Linked DNA regions of Mus musculus: region 2 is linked to region 1. The links are chromatin loops, found by intact Hi-C in ENCODE. Cell type or tissue: heart. All regions are shown on one strand. Each heading gives the region's core, and the rest is flanking DNA. Links, peaks and the distances in the headings are about the cores only. Region 1 overlaps Gm36595 (predicted gene, 36595). Region 2 holds the start of Gm36460 (a long non-coding RNA gene).

Region 1 (8,808 bases), core at 540-8,539:
TAGCCTCTGTTGACCCTTTTGACCTACTATCCAAAGTTCAAATCTGCGTATTTGAATATTCAAGAGATTTTTTTGTGATGACTAAACACAGTGATCATTCTGTACTCTCTGGATTACTCTGGAGATTATAAAAGATGTAAAGGGTACTTTTCTTACAGTAGTAAGTAGGGGGGATAGGAGGGTAATAGTGAAGACAGGGTCTTGCCATGTAACCACAGCTGGCTTGGTCCTCAGTATATATATATACTGAGTATGTATCTTGCCTTAAACTCAGAGTAATTCTGCTCCTGCAGTCTCCCTAGTGTTGGGATTATAGACATTAACCACAACATTTAGTGAAGGCTAGAAATTATCAAATCTTTGATCTCTAGCTTCAGGTTTTCGTTGGCTTTGGATTATGTTCATAAAATTAAGTCTAGCATAGCTGACAAGAGCAATCACTAATAAATAATGGTGCATGCCTTTAGTCCCAGCATTCGGGAGGCAGAGGCAGGTGGATTTCTGAGTTCAAGGCCAGCCTGGTCTACAGAGTGAGTTCCAGGACAGCCAGGGCTACAGAGAGAAACCCTGTCTCGAAGAACAAAAATAAATAAATAAATAAATAAATAACCAAAAAGACCCAGCAGAGACAGCCTTCCTGAACAGTTTTTTCCCCTCATGATGAGCTGTGAGCATGTGACCTTGAGATATCCACAGGCTTTTTCTTGGGATCTAGCCCAAGAGTGACTTTAGTCAATGCAGTAGGAATGAGCTGTCTCAAGTGGTCATAACGAAGAAGGTATGCGGTAGGCCTTTTCCCAAGGGATGCAACATTTATTTGGCATAGAGTATCTAGGAAATAAGTGAAGCCTATGATCTGAAATCAATGGCTCCCACTCCAGTTGTTTGGGACCCATAGTAAGGTCAAGCTGCACATCTGCTTCATATGAGCACCAAACGTCTGGATACACCAGCTGAGCCAAATTGTCATAGAAAATTAACTATCGCACAGTAGAGTAGTCACTCAAAGCAATTGAAAGGACATTTAGATTCTAGAATTAATAAAATATGCCTATATATTACAGAAAAGTTAATTATGATTGATTTTTAGTTTGCCCAGAGTTAATATAATGTTGGCTAACATGTCTGAGGAAATTGTAGGACACAAGCCCCTAAATTAGAAAAAAAAAAAATCCTTGTCTTTTTACTCTTGAAAGCTATTTTTGGGAAATTTCCTAAACTTACATTAGAAACGACTTTTGATCATTAAAAACAATTCCTTATGGGGCTGGAGAAGTGGCTCAGTGGTTAAAAACACTGATTTGCTTTTTTCAAAGGACCTGGGTTCAATTCCTAGCACCTACATGGCAGCTTAAGCTGTTTGTTAACTCCAGTTTCAGGGGACCTGAGACACATGCAGGCAAAACACCAATGCACATAGAATTAATATAAATCATTAGAAGAATTTTAAAATAATTTATTACATACTGACAAGACGATGTAAGCCTAGAGACCTGAAATCCATTACTGGAACCCATGTAAATGTACAAGGAGAGAATTAACTCTCAAGGATTATTCTCTGACACTCACATATGTACCATGCCATGTCATGTGATCACCCCGCCTCTATCTGTCTTTGTTTCTGTCTCTCATACATATATGCACACTTACTAATAACTAAAACAAAAGTAAATACTTTATTTGGGGTTGGAGAGATTGCTCAGTGGCTAGAGCACTAGCTATTCTTTTAGAGGGACAGGGGTTGGTTTCCATCACATACATGATAGTGCATAGCCATGTGCAGCTCCAATCCCAAGGGGTGTGGTGACTCCTTTTTAGCTTCTTTGTGCCCCAGGCAGGTGGTACCTTGGGCATAAGACAAATATGTAGTCACAACACCCATACACATAAAATAAAATATTTTATTAATGTACATTTTCCATTTGTGATTTATTTATTTAGCAGCAGTATCTCATGTATGAGATTAGCGGCTGGCCTGTAATTTCTTTTTTTTTAAATTAAATTAAATTTTTAAAAAATGTATTCACTTTACATTTCGCTCACTGACCCCATCCTGATCGCCCCCTTCCACAATCCTTCCTTCATCCCTTTCCCCTTCTCCTCTGAGTGGGTGGGGCCTCCCTGGGTATTCCCTCCACCCTGGCACTTAAAGTCTCTGTGAGGCTAGGCACTTCCTCTTCCACTGAAGCCAGACAAGGCAGCCCAGGTAGTAGAACATATCCTGCATACAGGCAACAGCTTTCGGGATAGCCCCTGCTCCAGTTATTTGGGACCCACATTAAGGTCAAGCTGCACATCTGCTGCATATGAACAGGAAGGCCTAGGTCCAGCCTATGCATGCTCTTTGGCTGGTGGTTCAGACCTGACAGCCCCAAGGGGCCAGGTTAGTTGATTCTGTTTGTTTTCCTGTGGATTTCCTATCCCCCTTTGGGGCTGAAATCCTTCCTCCTATTCTTCCATAAAAGTTCCCAAGCTCCATCCACTGTTTGGCTGTGGCTGTCTGTAATTTGTCTGAGTCAGTTGCTGGGTGGAGCCTCTCAGAATACAACATTTTTCTGTCTGCAAACATAACAGAGTATCATTAATAGTGTTAGGGATTGGTGCTTGCCCATGGGATGGGTCTCAAGTTGAGTTGTGGTTACTGGTCGGTTGTTCCCTCAGTCTTGCTCCTTCCCCAGTGCCCATATTACTTGTAGACAGGATAATTTTGGGTTGAAAGTTTTGTGGGTTGGGTTGGTGTCTCTATCATTCCACTGGGGTTCCTGTCTGGCTACAGGAGGTAGCTTCTTCAGGTTCCATATCTCCAATGTAGTAAGACACAGCTAAGATCACCCCTGCTGTTTCTTGGGCACCTCCCTTGTCCCAGGCCATGTTTCATCTTGGAGATCCCCCCCCTACCCCCACACACCTCCTTACTCACTTCAGTTGTAGATTGCCATTCATTTTCATGGCCATCTAGTCATTTTTCCTGTCCTTCTCCACACCTGATCCTGAATCCCCCATTCCTCTCTCCATCTCCACTCCTTCCCAGTTCCCTCCATCCACTTGCCTCTTATGACTATTTTATTCCCTCTTCTAAGTGAGATCCAAGCATTCTCACTTAGACCTTCTTTCTTGTTTTGCTTCTTTGGGTCTGTGGAGTGTAGTATGGGTGGCCTGTATTTTATGGCTAAAGTGAGTACATACCACACACATCCTTTTGGGATTGGGTTACGTCACTCAGGATGATATTCTCAAGTTCCACCCACTTGCCTGCAAAATTCATGATGTCTTGGGTTTTAGTAGCTGAATAATATTCCATTGTGCAGATGTACCACATTTTCTTTATCTTTACTTTAGTTGAGGGACATCTAGGTTGTTCCCAGTTTCTGGCTATTACAAATAAAGCTGCTGTGAACATAGTTGAGCAAGTGTCCTTGTGGGATGTTGGGGTATCTTTTATGTATATACCCAGGAGGTATAGCTGGGTCTTGAGGTAGAATTAGTCCCAGTTTTCTGAGAAACTGCCAAATTGTTTTCCAGAGTGTTTGTTCAAGTTTGTACTCCCATCAACAATGGAGGAGTGTTCCCCTTGCTCCACATCCTTGCCAGCAAGTGCTATCACTTGAGTTTTTGATCTTAGCCATTCTGATGGGTATAAGATAGAACCTCATAGTTATTTTGATTTGCATTTCCTTGATGACTAAGGACTTTGAACATTTCTGGAAGTGCTTCTCAGCCATTGGATATTCCTCTGTTGAGAATTCTGTTTAGTTCTGTACCCCATTTTTTAACTGGGTTATTTGGGTTGTTAGTGTATAACTTCTTGAATTCCTTGTAAATTTTGGATATTAGCCCTCTGTCAGATGTAGGGTTGGTGAAGAGCCTTCCCCAATCTGAGGGTTGCCTAATTGTCCTATGTGACAGTGTCCTTTGCTTTACAAAAGCTTTGCAGTTTCATGAGGACCCATTTATCAATTGTTGATCTGAGAGCCTGAGCCACAGGTATAAACCACCACAATGTCTTCAAGTACATTTTTGTTTGTTTGTTTTGAGACAGGATCTTACTATGCAACAGAGGTTGGCTTGGAACTTGGCATATAGACAAAGGTAGCTTTGAACTCAGAGATCTATTTTCCAAGTACTGACATTAAAGGTTGTGCTGCCAGGCCTGGCCCAAGTACATTTTTTTTAATCAATTTTCTGCTCTGATTCTCAGCTGAAATATTATGTACCCGGTAAAAATGTGACAAGATATGAGCAACAAACTTCATGTGTTTTATTTAGCATATTCAAAACAGTTTGAACTAAATATAGGTAATTTGAATCTTCTGTGATTTGGTGTCAAACAGATCTCAAAAGATCACTAAGACTAGAGCTGACTAAGCTTTGTGAACAAGAGAAATAACTCAGCAGTAAAAAGTATTTCTTACTCTTATAATAGACCAGGTTAGGGTTCCCAGCACAACATAGCAGCTCATAACCATATATACCTCCAGTTCCAGGAGCTTGGACATGCATGATCTCCTGGACTCACACACATATACTCAAATATATATACCAAAAAATAAAATGTAATTAAAAAAAGAAGCAAACATGCTTATGCTTTATTTGATAAGTATATAATTGTTATCTTGGGTCTTGGTAAAAAGGTAATATAGTGCAGGAATTAACCAAATTCTTACTTTTCTCATTAAAACTGAGAAAGTTTGCTTTGCAAATTCTCCAGTTGTCATATTGGTTACTTTGAGCTTTTTAACTGACCTAAAGTCGGATGTGTGGAAGTGTCAGGCCAGCTTTCCTGGGTGTGATCCAACCGTCTGCCTAGAGACATAACTATGACACATTCCTCAAAGCCTAGCTTGCTGGCTCAATCATACAGGCTTTGAGTTTAAATCCGGAAAGTAAAGAAAACGGGAGATAGTGATCAGCAACAGGCTGGGATGAGCTGGTCTGTGTAAGCGTTGGATTGGCAGAGCAGGAAAATCAAGAAGTGCCATCAAAATACACGGTGTGTCTTGTTTCTGACCCCAGTAATTTAGGTTGGTTGCTAAACAAAATAAATGCAGCTTCTCTCATGTTCAAAGCACTTCCTCAAAGAAAACAAAGTTAAGTGCCTAATACCAGGCTGATTCTCAGTTTGCAGATGAAGAAGCTGATGAGAGAGAGTCTAAATGCCCTGGTGGAGCTTAGACAAAGCTGGGGGTTACAAAGAAAGTCCGGGTCTTGTCCCAACAGGGTCACTATCCTGCAACCTTCTAGCCTGTCCCCGTGAATCAGCAAGAATGCTGGCAGTCTGGATGCCACATGGAAGGAAGCAAGCCTGGAATCTCCAGTCTAGGATTTTTGGCTCAGCGGGGGCTGCACACAGGCTAGCTGAAATCCGGCTTCAGGTTAACACAGAAGGAAAGGCGTAAAACCCGGACAACAGAGATAGGCTGCTCATAACGTTCCCGGTACCGCTCCGGAAAATTCAAAACAAAGTTGTATCAAAACAAAGTTGTAAAAGGAAAGACGATCATTTTGGAGCCTTGCTCAGGAATTCCAGGCTTTCCGTTCTGCACTCTCCTCCTCGCAAGGAAAGCCGTCATTTCTGAAAAAATATACCCAGTTTTAGGAAGGCTATTCCGAGAGGCAGACAGCTTTCTGAGGAGATCATTTGAACATCTGGGTTTTTTCCATTCTGTTTTGCTACTAATTTGCAATATGGTAATGAAAGAGCCTTGGGAGAAAACACATTGAGAGAAAAATTGTGCCTCAAAAATTATATATCTTTGTTTTTATTTGTTTTTGTCCCCTCCCCCTTTAAATATACTAGACAGTTTACAGTAGTTTGGCCACAGAGATATTTCTGTGACTGGAATTTTTGCCGTTATGATCAGGCCCACAAGTTTGGTTGCATTCCAACTCTTTAGCTTCACATCCTCTTAGCTTCTCGATCCATACATTAACAGAAGTGAAATAAATTACTAGATAAGGCATTTCCAAAGCAATGCAGAGCACATACCATATAAATATCAATTACCTTGACTGTTGAGAATAATATCCATTAGGGAATCCATAGATATTACTATTTCCTGCCTAACAATGCTTTTTAAACAAACAAACAAGCAAATAAAAACGGAGGAAAGATGTCTATGGAAGACAAGAGGAGTTTGTTCCCGTGTGCCACTTTTCAAAGTTAACTGGAGGCTGTTAGAAGCCAGCATGTTTAAACCAGTGTGGTGCCATCTTATGAAACAGGGGTTTAGACAAGTCATGTCATAGTCTCCCTTTCCACGTTCACACCCAGAGTGAGGCTGCCTTCTCCAAGTGGGATGACAGAGGCAGATGAGAAATACTCCTGCTTGTAAGAATTGCCATCTGTCATTGTGAGAGGTTCATTTCCTTATCTTTCTATTTAGACAAGCTGACTGGAAGCTGAGCGGGGTCTCACCTGGACAAAAGCCTTCTTGGACAGACTAACTTTGCAGAGGTTGCACATAGAGCAGTAACCTCCTTCCCAGAGACTAGAAGGAAGACGAGCTACTGTTGCTTCTGCTGCTGGCCATCTTTGGGTTGCCTACGATATCATTCCGTATGTTCTACTTGTTGATGAATAGCAAACTTGTGATAACACGGAGAGGGGAGCAGAAGAAATGGCTTAATTGGTAAAGAGTTTGCTATAAAAGCATGGGATGGGGGTGGGGTGGGGGGCTGGGTTCAAGGTCTAGCCTCTAAAGCCAGGCTCCTGTTTGAGCCGTAATCACATTTCAGGGATGATAAGACAGGAAGTTCCCTGGCGTTTTTCTATTCAGGTAATCCAACTGCATCGGGGAGTTCCGGACTCACTGAGAGAACCTATCTCCAAAAATCAGATGGAGATGATCAAGGACAATCTGCTACTCTTCACTTTCTGATCTAGAAATAAGAATTATGAAAAAATATTTCAATGGATATTCCTGTCAAGATGACCATCACAGAGATGCTGTCCAGTTACAAAGTGTTTGCCTAACATAGCCAAGGCCTTGGGGTCCATCCCCAGAATCACTAAAATGGAAATGCAAGCAAGCAAACAAAAGTCAATGTGGTAGATCTAATATCTACCTTGAGAGGATGTGACAGTTTTTCTTCTCAAATTGCCTTTAACCCAGTGATTCTCAATTTTCCTAAAACTGTAACCCTTTAATACAGTCCCTAATGCTTACAGTTCCTAAAGCTGTGGTGTTCTCCAACCATAAAATTATTTCATTGCTACTTCATGACTGTAATCTTGCTACAGTGATGCATAGTAATGTAAATATCTGTGTTTTCTGATGGTCTTAGGAGAACCCTGTGGAAAGGTCTTTCAGATCTACTAAAGGGTGGGGACCCATAGGTTGTGAACCACTGTGTAGAGGGTAGAATGTCCTGATTTGCTCAAAACCCAAGTTTTAGTTGAATACAGTTGTACGTGCCGTGTAAGCCCAGCATTCGGGAGGCTGATCCAGAAGCTTCTCCAGTTCAAGGCCCCCCCCCCCCCCCCGCAACACACACACGCCACGCCCCACCCTGGGTGCTTAGTGGAACTCTGTCTCAATGTCAACCAAAACAAACAAGCAACACAGCCACATTTTAAATAGCACTTTGTACGTGAATAATCATATAAATAAAATGGAAAACCAGGAGTGGCAGCATCCCAGCACTTGAGAAGTGGAGCCCAGAGGACCAGAGTTCAAAGTCATCCTTACTTACATAGCAAGTTCAGGGCCAGCCTGGGCTTCATGTCACCAGTGAACACATACACTTTAAGTCATGATCGACACAAGCATTTGAAGCAGTGGAATGGATTTCATTCATATTTGCTGAGCAGATTCACGGATGCTTCTTTCCATATGCTTCCTTGTTAAGTGTCACCACATTTGCTAAAATGCTCGCAATGAGGTGTTTAAATGCTGGCTTCTGTCATGGGACTTTAAGTTTTTAGAGAGTAGATGACTTTCCTGCCTTCTTTTCTGTGTTTTTTTTATTAACTTTTACTTGGTAAATTCCAAACAAGTAGTTGTGAAATTTAATTTATATGTTGAATTTCTTCCCCTAAATTCGGTAGCATCTAAAACTAATTAAAACATCTTCAATATTAATCCTTTGAGTTTATATAGTATTCTTAAGCAATTCATCATTGTGATTATCTTGTCTTATTATATGCTTGTAATTTTCATATGTGGCGTTGACTTTCTAATATAATATTTATTATTTGTGAATTTCATATATATATCATACATATGGTGACTGGATATATTCCCTCTTTCCTCTTTAGGTCTCCAATTCTTCCTAGACTTGCCTGTCCACTTCTCTTCCCCGTTCATGTCTTCTCCCTCCTCTTCCTCCTCCTCCTTCTGTTTCATCTAATTTGTGCTGCCCATAAGTGCATAGGTTTGTGAGACCATGCACTCACTGACTGTAAGTGTATAGGTCTGTGGGTTCGTGCATTCAAGCATAGTACACCTATCAAGGGATGCACACCCTGAGGAAAGCTGGCTCTTTCCCATCCAGTAGGGGTAGAGTCTTGAAAGCCCCTCATTCATCTAGGTTGGAATGCTGACTGTCTTGAACTGATGTCCATCTTGTACAGGCAACCACAGCTGCTGTGAGCTCATGAATGTCATGGACTTCTGTGTCTAGAAGACGCAGCTTGATCACAGTTCTTCCTGAACTTTGACTCTTACAATCTTTTCACTTCTTTTGTGAAGTTGCTTGAGCTTTGTGAGGAGAAGGTGTGATATAGTTATCCTATTAATGGCTGATCACTCCATAGATGCATCCTCTGTACCAGCTGTGAGTCTCTGTACAAAGAAGCTTCTCTGATGG
Region 2 (8,808 bases), core at 566-8,565, 77 kb before region 1:
TATACTTTATTTAATAATACATGTCAACGTTTTGCTTAGAGGCATACAGACCCTTGGACTCCCAAGAAAGAACTGGTCTTATTTATCAGACAACTAAAATAAGCAAAGGCACTTGGTAGGTAGAGCCTGTCAGGTCACATGGCAAGGTGGTGTCCAGAGCCTTAATACTAAATACATCTTCGGCAAGTTGGGCTCGCTCTTCTCCCTGTATCTGGGTGCTATTACTTCCGAGTCAACTTCATCTTTGGGAAATGCTGCCAGATTTGCCCTTGGATTCTGTTTTGGCTTGGGTTGAAACTGCCTTATTTTGACTGACCCCTGAAAAAAGAAACTATATATGTGAAACCATCAATTTACAGTCTACAATCACTGAGTTGTTTTCGTGGTTTTTGTTTTTGTTTTTCTTAGGAGGTGCCCAGACATGGGTGACTGGAGCGCCTTGGGGAAGCTGCTGGACAAGGTCCAAGCCTACTCCACGGCCGGAGGGAAGGTGTGGCTGTCGGTGCTCTTCATTTTCAGAATCCTGCTCCTGGGGACAGCGGTTGAGTCAGCTTGGGGTGATGAACAGTCTGCCTTTCGCTGTAACACTCAACAACCCGGTTGTGAAAATGTCTGCTATGACAAGTCCTTCCCCATCTCTCACGTGCGCTTCTGGGTCCTTCAGATCATATTCGTGTCTGTGCCCACACTCCTGTACTTGGCTCACGTGTTCTATGTGATGAGAAAGGAAGAGAAGCTGAACAAGAAAGAAGAGGAGCTCAAAGTGGCGCAGACCGACGGGGTCAACGTGGAGATGCACCTGAAGCAGATTGAAATCAAGAAGTTCAAGTATGGGATTGAAGAACACGGCAAGGTGAAGATGAGAGGTGGCCTGCTGAGAACCTACATCATCAGCATCCTCTTCAAGTCTGTCTTCGAGGTGGCCTTCCTGCTGATCCAGTGGTACATCTATGGGTTCAGCCTGAGTGCGGTCTACACCTGCAAGAGAGATCCCTGCCCCCACCAGGTGGACTGCTTCCTCTCACGTCCCACGGAGAAAACCATCTTCATCATCTTCATGCTGGTGGTGTCCTTGGTGTCTCTCGCTCTGAATATCATTGAGCTCTTCTATGTCTTCTTCAAGGGCGTTAAGGATCGCGTGAAGGGAAGAAGCGATCCTTACCACGCCACCACCGGCCCACTGAGCCCATCCAAAGACTGCGGATCTCCAAAATATGCTTACTTCAATGGCTGCTCCTCACCAACGGCCCCACTCTCACCTATGTCTCCTCCTGGGTACAAGCTGGTCACTGGTGACAGAAACAATTCCTCCTGCCGCAATTACAACAAGCAAGCCAGCGAGCAAAACTGGGCGAATTACAGCGCAGAGCAAAATCGAATGGGGCAGGCCGGAAGCACCATCTCCAACTCCCACGCCCAGCCGTTTGATTTCCCTGACGACAGCCAAAATGCCAAAAAAGTTGCTGCTGGACACGAACTCCAGCCCTTAGCTATCGTGGATCAGCGACCTTCCAGCAGAGCCAGCAGCCGCGCCAGCAGCAGACCTCGGCCTGATGACCTGGAGATTTAAACAGGCTTGAACATCAAGCTGCCAATCGATTGTGGAGGAGAAAAAAAAGGGTGCTTGCAGAACGTGCACCTGGGGTGTTCATTTCGTTCCCGTGGAGGTGGTACTCAACAACCTCAGTAATGAGGCGTAGAAAACAAAGACATTACAATATCTAGGTTCCTTGGGGGGTGTTTTGGGATAGCTAGGCGGCAAAAGTAGGGAAAGGGGAGGTATGTAACGGTATTTAATGTAGAAGATTCAAAGAGCTTAAATTCTAGTAAGAGTCTCATTGGATGAAACATAGATAGGGCTTTCTCTCTCTGCCCCCCAACTGAACCTTAAGAATGGTTCTGTATACATGAGTGAGTGGGTGATATATATTTTTTTTAATTTTTGTTTTACTGAGATTCTGCCATAGAGCTTTGAGCAGGAATCCAAGTCCTCAACATGGCATTTCCTTTATGAAAAGACAGGTTGTCCTACATCCCCGCTAAAAAACATTCCAGTGTTTAAAAACTTGGCAGTTTGCAGGCGAGCTTCCCTGGCCTGACCCTCTAGGTGTGGATGGACCTTATGCTACTATACACGATTTTCATTCTTGGTAGGTATCAATTCGAAGTTCAGACAAGGTTCAAAGAAAAAGATTGCCCATGTATTTGCATCTCAGTGGGTTCTTTTTCAAATCTGTCCCACCTTTGTGTCTTCCATATATTATCCTCAGCTGGTCCTCACCCTCACCAAATGATTTCTATCGACATTTTTAAAACAGTGAGAAAGTCTTTTTTTTTTTTTTTTTTGAGTTAGCATCAGGGAGGCAAGCCATGCTCAATATTTAACAATCGCTTCTGTCTATGTGTGGGTGTGCAAGTGTGTAAGCGTGTGTTTTGTCATTATTGGTACAAGCAGAGGCAGTATAAACTCACAGATTTGAATCGAATTCACACAGTGTTCAAATTTGAACCTTCCTCATGGATCTTTGTGGTGTGGGCCAACGTGGTGTTTACATTATAGAATTCCTGCCGTGCAAAAGTGTAAAGCACACACTTTTTCCCTAAAATATTTTTTCCACGTATCCTATTATGGATACTGGTTTTGTTAATTATGATTTTTTTTTCTTTTTTAGAATGTAGCAGTAATAGCCATTACTGAAATGAATGATTTCCTTTTTCTGAAATATAATCATTGATGCTTGAATGATAGAATTTTAGTACTGTAAACAGGCTTTAGTCATTAATGTGAGAGACTTAGAAGAGGGTTGCTTAGAGTGGACTATCAAGTGAGCCTAAAGGAACTTTGTAGTAACTGGTAATCTGGTAATTTTTGTCCTACTTAACTACACATTAACTCAGAACTTGTATTCTGAGTTTAACAGTCTTTTAGATTGACGAGCAACTTGGATGTTTGCACTAAGATTTTCTTTGAGATACTAGAGGGGGTGAAGGAGTTTTCAGCAGTGCACATGTAACTAATTTATTTGAACTGTAAGCTAAAGACACCTACCAGTTTCTTCAAGTGACTTAAAAAAACTCATCACAGATGATTGAAATGTCGAGTTATCATGTTTCCTCTTGCGCGCCAGCTACACAAGGAGTTTTTGGACAATGAGAAACTAATTTGTTTGACATTCCATGTTAAACTACTGTCATGTTCAGCTTCATTGCATGTAATGTAGACCTAGCCCATCCAATCAATGTGCTCGGGAAAGTGTTCTTTATTCAATAAAATTTTAATTTAGTATAATAAAGATAACCTGCATGTCTTGTGTGATTTAAAAAACAAAAAAAACAAGAAAACTTACCAAATTTATTCAAGATTACCAAAAGTAGATCCCATAATTACAATGTCTTGGGCTAATGAAATCCACTTTTATTTTATTTTCATCTTTTGCTTGCCGGTATCTCTGTGCAATGGTATGTTGCTGCTTGCAGTGGCCAGGAAAAAAAAAAAATTAGTGTCAAATCCCCTAGAGATAGTTGTGAACTGCCATGTGGGTGCTGGGAATCAAATCTGGCTCTTTGAAGAACAGTGTTTTGTTAGTTTGATTTTTAAGGACAAACACCATAAGCATCATTGATTTTGAAATATTGAGGTAATATTTTAACAGGAAATAAAGCATACAAATGTTTAATTGGGAGAACAGTTAAACTCCACACCAGGTCTCACACACTCATAGAATCGAACCTAGAATTTTTTGCCAGCCTCTACATTCTCTTGCCATGGCTTCCTCGATACATGGAGTTGTAGGCCCGAGGTAGTGATTACAGTATTGGGGAAGGTATCTGGGTTGTTGCAGGTGGAGCTAAGACCTCACATATAAGGTAGAGCGTATACCTTAGCACTGAGGTGTGTCCTCATCTGGACTCAACTTTAGTGAGACTTGTTCAGTTGTCCACACCGACAAGCTTGGGGATATTACATTCAGAGAAGGTACTGGATTTTGGTAACTTTTATTAAGGAATTTTGTGAAGACAACATGCTGGTTATTGCAGGCATCTTTAATCCTTCACTCCCAGGTAGAGAGAGATAAATGAATCTCTGAGCTTTGTAAGCAAATGTGGTCTGTGGTGACTTAGACCAGCCAGGGCTACATAGACCAAAAACCAAGCAAACCTAAAGGTCCCAGGAAAAAACAACCTTGTTGGAGGGAAATGAGTCTGGTCAATTGATGACGTTTCAGCCACAAAAATGCAATATCAAGAATAAATAAAATACAAACACCAGTGATATCTCAGCTCATGGACATCTGAGGCAAGACTCAAGGACAAGCCCCACCAACTGAGACAGGGTTGGCAAGATGGCTCAGCCCGTAGAAGTATTTCTTAGAGTCACCTGGAAGGAGAGAACTGACTTCTGAAATGGTAATGTAGGGATTGAGCTGTAACTGCAGAGCTGCTCTTCACAGCCTGTGGGTCACGACCATTAGAAACCATGCGTTTCCGGAAGTCTTAGGATCTAAGACACTGCCCAGCAGCAAAACTAAACAATTATAAAGTAGCTACAAAATAGTTGGGAGTCGCCACACCATGAACTGTATTAAAGGTTTGCATCTTGGGGAAGGTCAAGACTCACTGCTGAAGCCTACATGAAGCCCTGGGTTTGATCTTCACCACTATACAAATGTGGGAAGTAGGTGGAGGACGATCAGAAGTTCAAGGTTTCAGGGGATTGGGGAGGGAGTCATAAAAATAATGCCATTTTAAAATGGCAGAACGGTATCCAGTGTGTTCATATTAATTAAATTACAATAACACTTTTCAAAAAGTTTAGATCATTCTCAGCCACATAAGACTGAAACCCTCTTGGGATATATGAGTATGAGACCCTATTTTCAAAAGAATAAAGCCGAAGAGGACAAAAAAAGACTACTTATGTAAACCACTGTCAACATTTCTCTCGGTGTATTAAAAACTGTAGCTACACTCGGTATATTAAAAACTAGTTACACAGTGAGCCCCAGTCCACATTGACTACACAGTAAGCCCCCTCGAAGCAACTCCCATTGGCTGCATCTCCAGCAGAAGAAAACAGCATACTTACATTGTGTGTACAAAATTTGAACATACAGAAATACATGAAACAGGGTCAAATTTAACGAGCATCTTTTTATACTCCTCAGTGGACATCAGGAAACCTTAATTTGTAGAAGAAACCACTTTATTTTACATATACCCATCAGGTGTTATAAAGTAGAGAATGAATGAATGATTTAGTTCCTGCTCCCAAAAGCATACAAAATTAATCCTTCCAGTTATTGGAACATTTATGTTGTTTATTTTTCTAATATACATATATAGAGAGATGATGTCATTACATTTTCTGTTTGTGTTTTGAGACAGGTAGCCCAGGCTGGGCTGACCTCAGACCTCAAACTTACTATGTAGCTGAGGCTGAATTCCTACCTGACAAGTTTGTAACACCACATCCAAAAAATTCTCTAAACTTTTTTAGGGAGAGACAGAAAAGCCATTTGAAGCCAAATGGGACAATTTAGCTGAGATGTAGCTCAACAATAGATAGCTCCAGAGTGACATAATGAAATAGTAGATGCCCTGCCCATAGTCACAGGCTATGGGTTCAATCCCCGTCACTACACACAATTTTTATTTTTAAAGATTTATTAGTTTTATTTATGTGTCTCTGTGCGTTTATGGGTACCACATACATACAAGTACCCACAGATGCCAGAGAGCATCAGAACAGGCGGTTGTGGGTCCACAGATGTGGGTGCTGGGAACAGAACACACATACACCATTGTTAATTGTGGCAGAACTGTCTCATATCTTTAGATATTGGAATGGCCAGTTCAATTCCCTTATTTTATTCAGTGAATTTTCATTTCAGATGTTTGCGTTAAGCTTCCAAGCCAAGGGCTGTTCCTTTATCATATTTTGTGAAAAGTGTTCAACTTCTCCACCTGCCCAGGGTGTTAGGCCCCCACCCACACATTACCTTTTCTAAAAATTCCAGATAACTTCAGTTTCCAACATGCCAAAACAGCTGAGCTTTGTGTTTCAAGGACAAAAAAAAAAAAAAAAAAAATGAAGTTGGAGAGCTTATTAAAATCTTAAAAGTGAGTTTTCTCCATAAACGGCAGCACACCAACAGTAGGAACATGTTTATAGCCTTTATTGGCTCCTCGCTTCTGTTTTTACCTTCTCTTCGTTGAGGCAAATATAATTGAGCCTCTGACATGTCAGAGTTTGCAGCTGGCAACTTTCAGAACTCAAGAGGAGACGTGGAACAAACCACACAAAATAGTGCATGCAGAAGGCCCCGAAAACAGGGGAGCCTGTGGAAAAGATTGTTCACTTGGAGGTATTCAAAACAGTGAGATTTTAAGTTAGTTTTTGTTTTGTTTTGTTTTGTTGGGGTTTTTTCCCTCCTGATCACCAGATGTTTCTGGGAAATGACTAAATGCTTACTTGAGCTCTAATGTGTAGAGAAATTTCAGTGCCCACACACTTTCTTGTTAAATATAAACAGTCCCAGGAGGCACCCCTCTATAACCCCAACACACACACACACACACACACACACACACACACACACACACACACACACACAAGAAAAGCCAAATCCTCTGCCCCAGTCATTTAATGCACGGAGACACCTGACCCCACACAATGTGGTTCACAGTGGACCTATTTGGGAGTTTCTGCTACACCCTTTCCAGGTAGTTTTAACTATGTTGATCTCCAGATTTGGTTAAGTCTGTATAGGAGAGGTTTTCCTTGCTCTGGTAGCAGAAGCCCATTCAATTATTTTGCTTTATTGGTAAATAAAACCAGGCATCAGGCATTCACGTCTTTATTCTCAGCATTGAGGGGAGGCAGAAGGGTTTGGATCTTTGTAATTTCTTTTTTCTTTTCTTTTCTTTTCTTTTCTTTTCTTTTTTTTTTTTTTTTTTTTTTTTTTTTTTTTTTTTTTTTTTTGGTTTTTCGAGACAGGGTTTCTCTGTGTAGCTCTGGCTGTCCTGGAACTCACTCTGTAAACCAGACTGGCCTCGAACTCAGAAATCTGCCTGCCTCTGCATTCCGAGTGCTGGGATTATAGGCGTGTGCCACCACGCCCGGCTCAGATCTTTGTAATTTCAAGGATAGTGTGTTTTACATATTGGTAAGACTTTGTGTCAAAAAGAAGGAGGAAAAGGAAGAGGAAAGTTAATACTAATGCTTGGCTATAGGAACACATGTATATCCTCAGATGGGAAATTTGAGGATAGGTTGGACTACATAGAGAAGTCTAGATGGGTTTGGTGGTGGGTGCTTTTAATTATAGCACTCATCAGACAAGGCAGGGCAGGTAGAAGCAGATTTCTGTGAGTTCCAAGTCAACTAGAGATACAGTGAGACCCAGTCTCAAAAATAAACAAACAAAAAACAACCCCAAAACAAAAGCAAAACAAACAACAACAACAAAAGCCACAGAAAACAAAACAAAACAAAAAGCAAACATGGAAGTACAGCTATTGAAGATTGTATATAAGGGCATACACTTACATGCCACATACTGTACATATGTGTTTCCATGCACAAACAACCATACACACATGAATGCATATCATAAATTGTATACACACACACACAACTCTATAAACAAGAAAAGAAAAGAAAAAAGACCCTAGCCTGATTAGATGATTAGATGGTTTGCCAGGTAATGGTGCCAGCTTGCCAACCTAACAACCTGCCAATCAAATCCCCAGGATTTGCATGGTAGATGGGGAGTAGTAACCCCTGCCCTGTATTATCTCTTCATCACAATAAAGGTGCAGTGGGAGGAATTCTCACACATGTACACACAAATGCATAAATATAAAAAAATAAAAGTACACCATTGTTAGTCACAAACTTAGAACATGACTCTTACTGAGCTTAACTGGAAGTCCCTTAGAACTAGAGGATAAACTATCAGCATTCCTTGAACAGATCTAAGAGTGTCACGGGTGTCACATCTAGCCAGAGTTCCAGAGTCTGAATGTCCAGAACCTAGCAAAACTCTGATGTTTCTAACACAGCTGTGGCTCAAGCTCACGATTTTGCCTCCAACTCACAGCCACTAGAATGAAACCTCACTGGAGTGGTTCTCCGTCTCATAGAGCGCCTCACTATCAAGAGAACTAGAAGTGCTTATATACCTGGGGCAGTGACGAGACTGTGACTGTAGGACTTGAGAGGCAGAGGCAGGAGGCAAAGGCAAGCTCAAGGCCAACCTGGGAGCCTAGTGAGTACCAGCCCAGCTGGGGCCAGGTAACAAGACTCTTTCAAAACCCAATAGAAAAGTAAGCATGGTGGAACATGCCTGAAACCCCAGGAGGAGGGAGGTGGAGGCAGGACAATCAGAAGTTTAAGATCATCCTGAACTGCACAGTGAGTTCGAAAACAACACTGAATATATGAAGGATTTGCCTCAAGAACAAACAAAATCAATCAATCAGTCAATCAGTCTCGGGAAAGCCATCCTACATTAATGATTTTCATATTTTAGTGAGGCTGAGAATGATGGAATACACCTTTAATCTCAGCATTTCGGAGGCAGGGGCAGGCGGACCTCTGGGAGTTAAGGGGTAGCCTGGTCTACATAGTGAGCTCCGGGACAACCAGGACTATGTGGAGTCTATGTCTTTAAAAAAAAAGAAAACCATATTTTAGTAAAACTAAAATAATTTGTAATTTAAGTGTAACTACATCTGGCAGTCTAACATGAATAATTCAGTATATGTCAGCACTGTAGCAGAAGCCAGGCATGGTGCAAGCATGCC

The links. A loop is a pair of places that touch in the nucleus more often than their neighbours do. Peaks named below come from ENCODE experiments on the same cell type or tissue, not always from the same donor. Only the 100,000 strongest peaks of a DNase experiment are listed, where the experiment ranks them.
Region 2: it touches region 1 in a loop (2.2-fold over the local background); 2 of 42 quality-filtered maps call a loop at or near these places.

Annotation. Positions count from the first base shown.
Region 1 is chr10:56,463,891-56,472,698 of GRCm38, forward strand. The region is part of intron 4 of Gm36595 (predicted gene, 36595); the gene reads left to right. Among named protein-coding and RNA genes, the nearest start is that of Gm36595, 36 kb to the left of the region's middle. In heart, for the core only: no CTCF peak of the experiment used is centred there; a DNase peak (open chromatin) is centred at 5,331; H3K4me3 peaks cover 576 bases; H3K27ac peaks cover 783 bases.
Region 2 is chr10:56,387,126-56,395,933 of GRCm38, forward strand. It overlaps Gja1 (gap junction protein, alpha 1), which reads left to right. Exons shown (of 2, transcript NM_010288.3): 2 at 409-3,294. The coding sequence starts at 422. The coding sequence ends at 1,570. It overlaps Gm36460 (a long non-coding RNA gene), which reads left to right and starts at 8,013. Exons shown (of 3, transcript XR_871653.2): 1 at 8,013-8,296. In heart, for the core only: no CTCF peak of the experiment used is centred there; no DNase peak of the experiment used is centred there.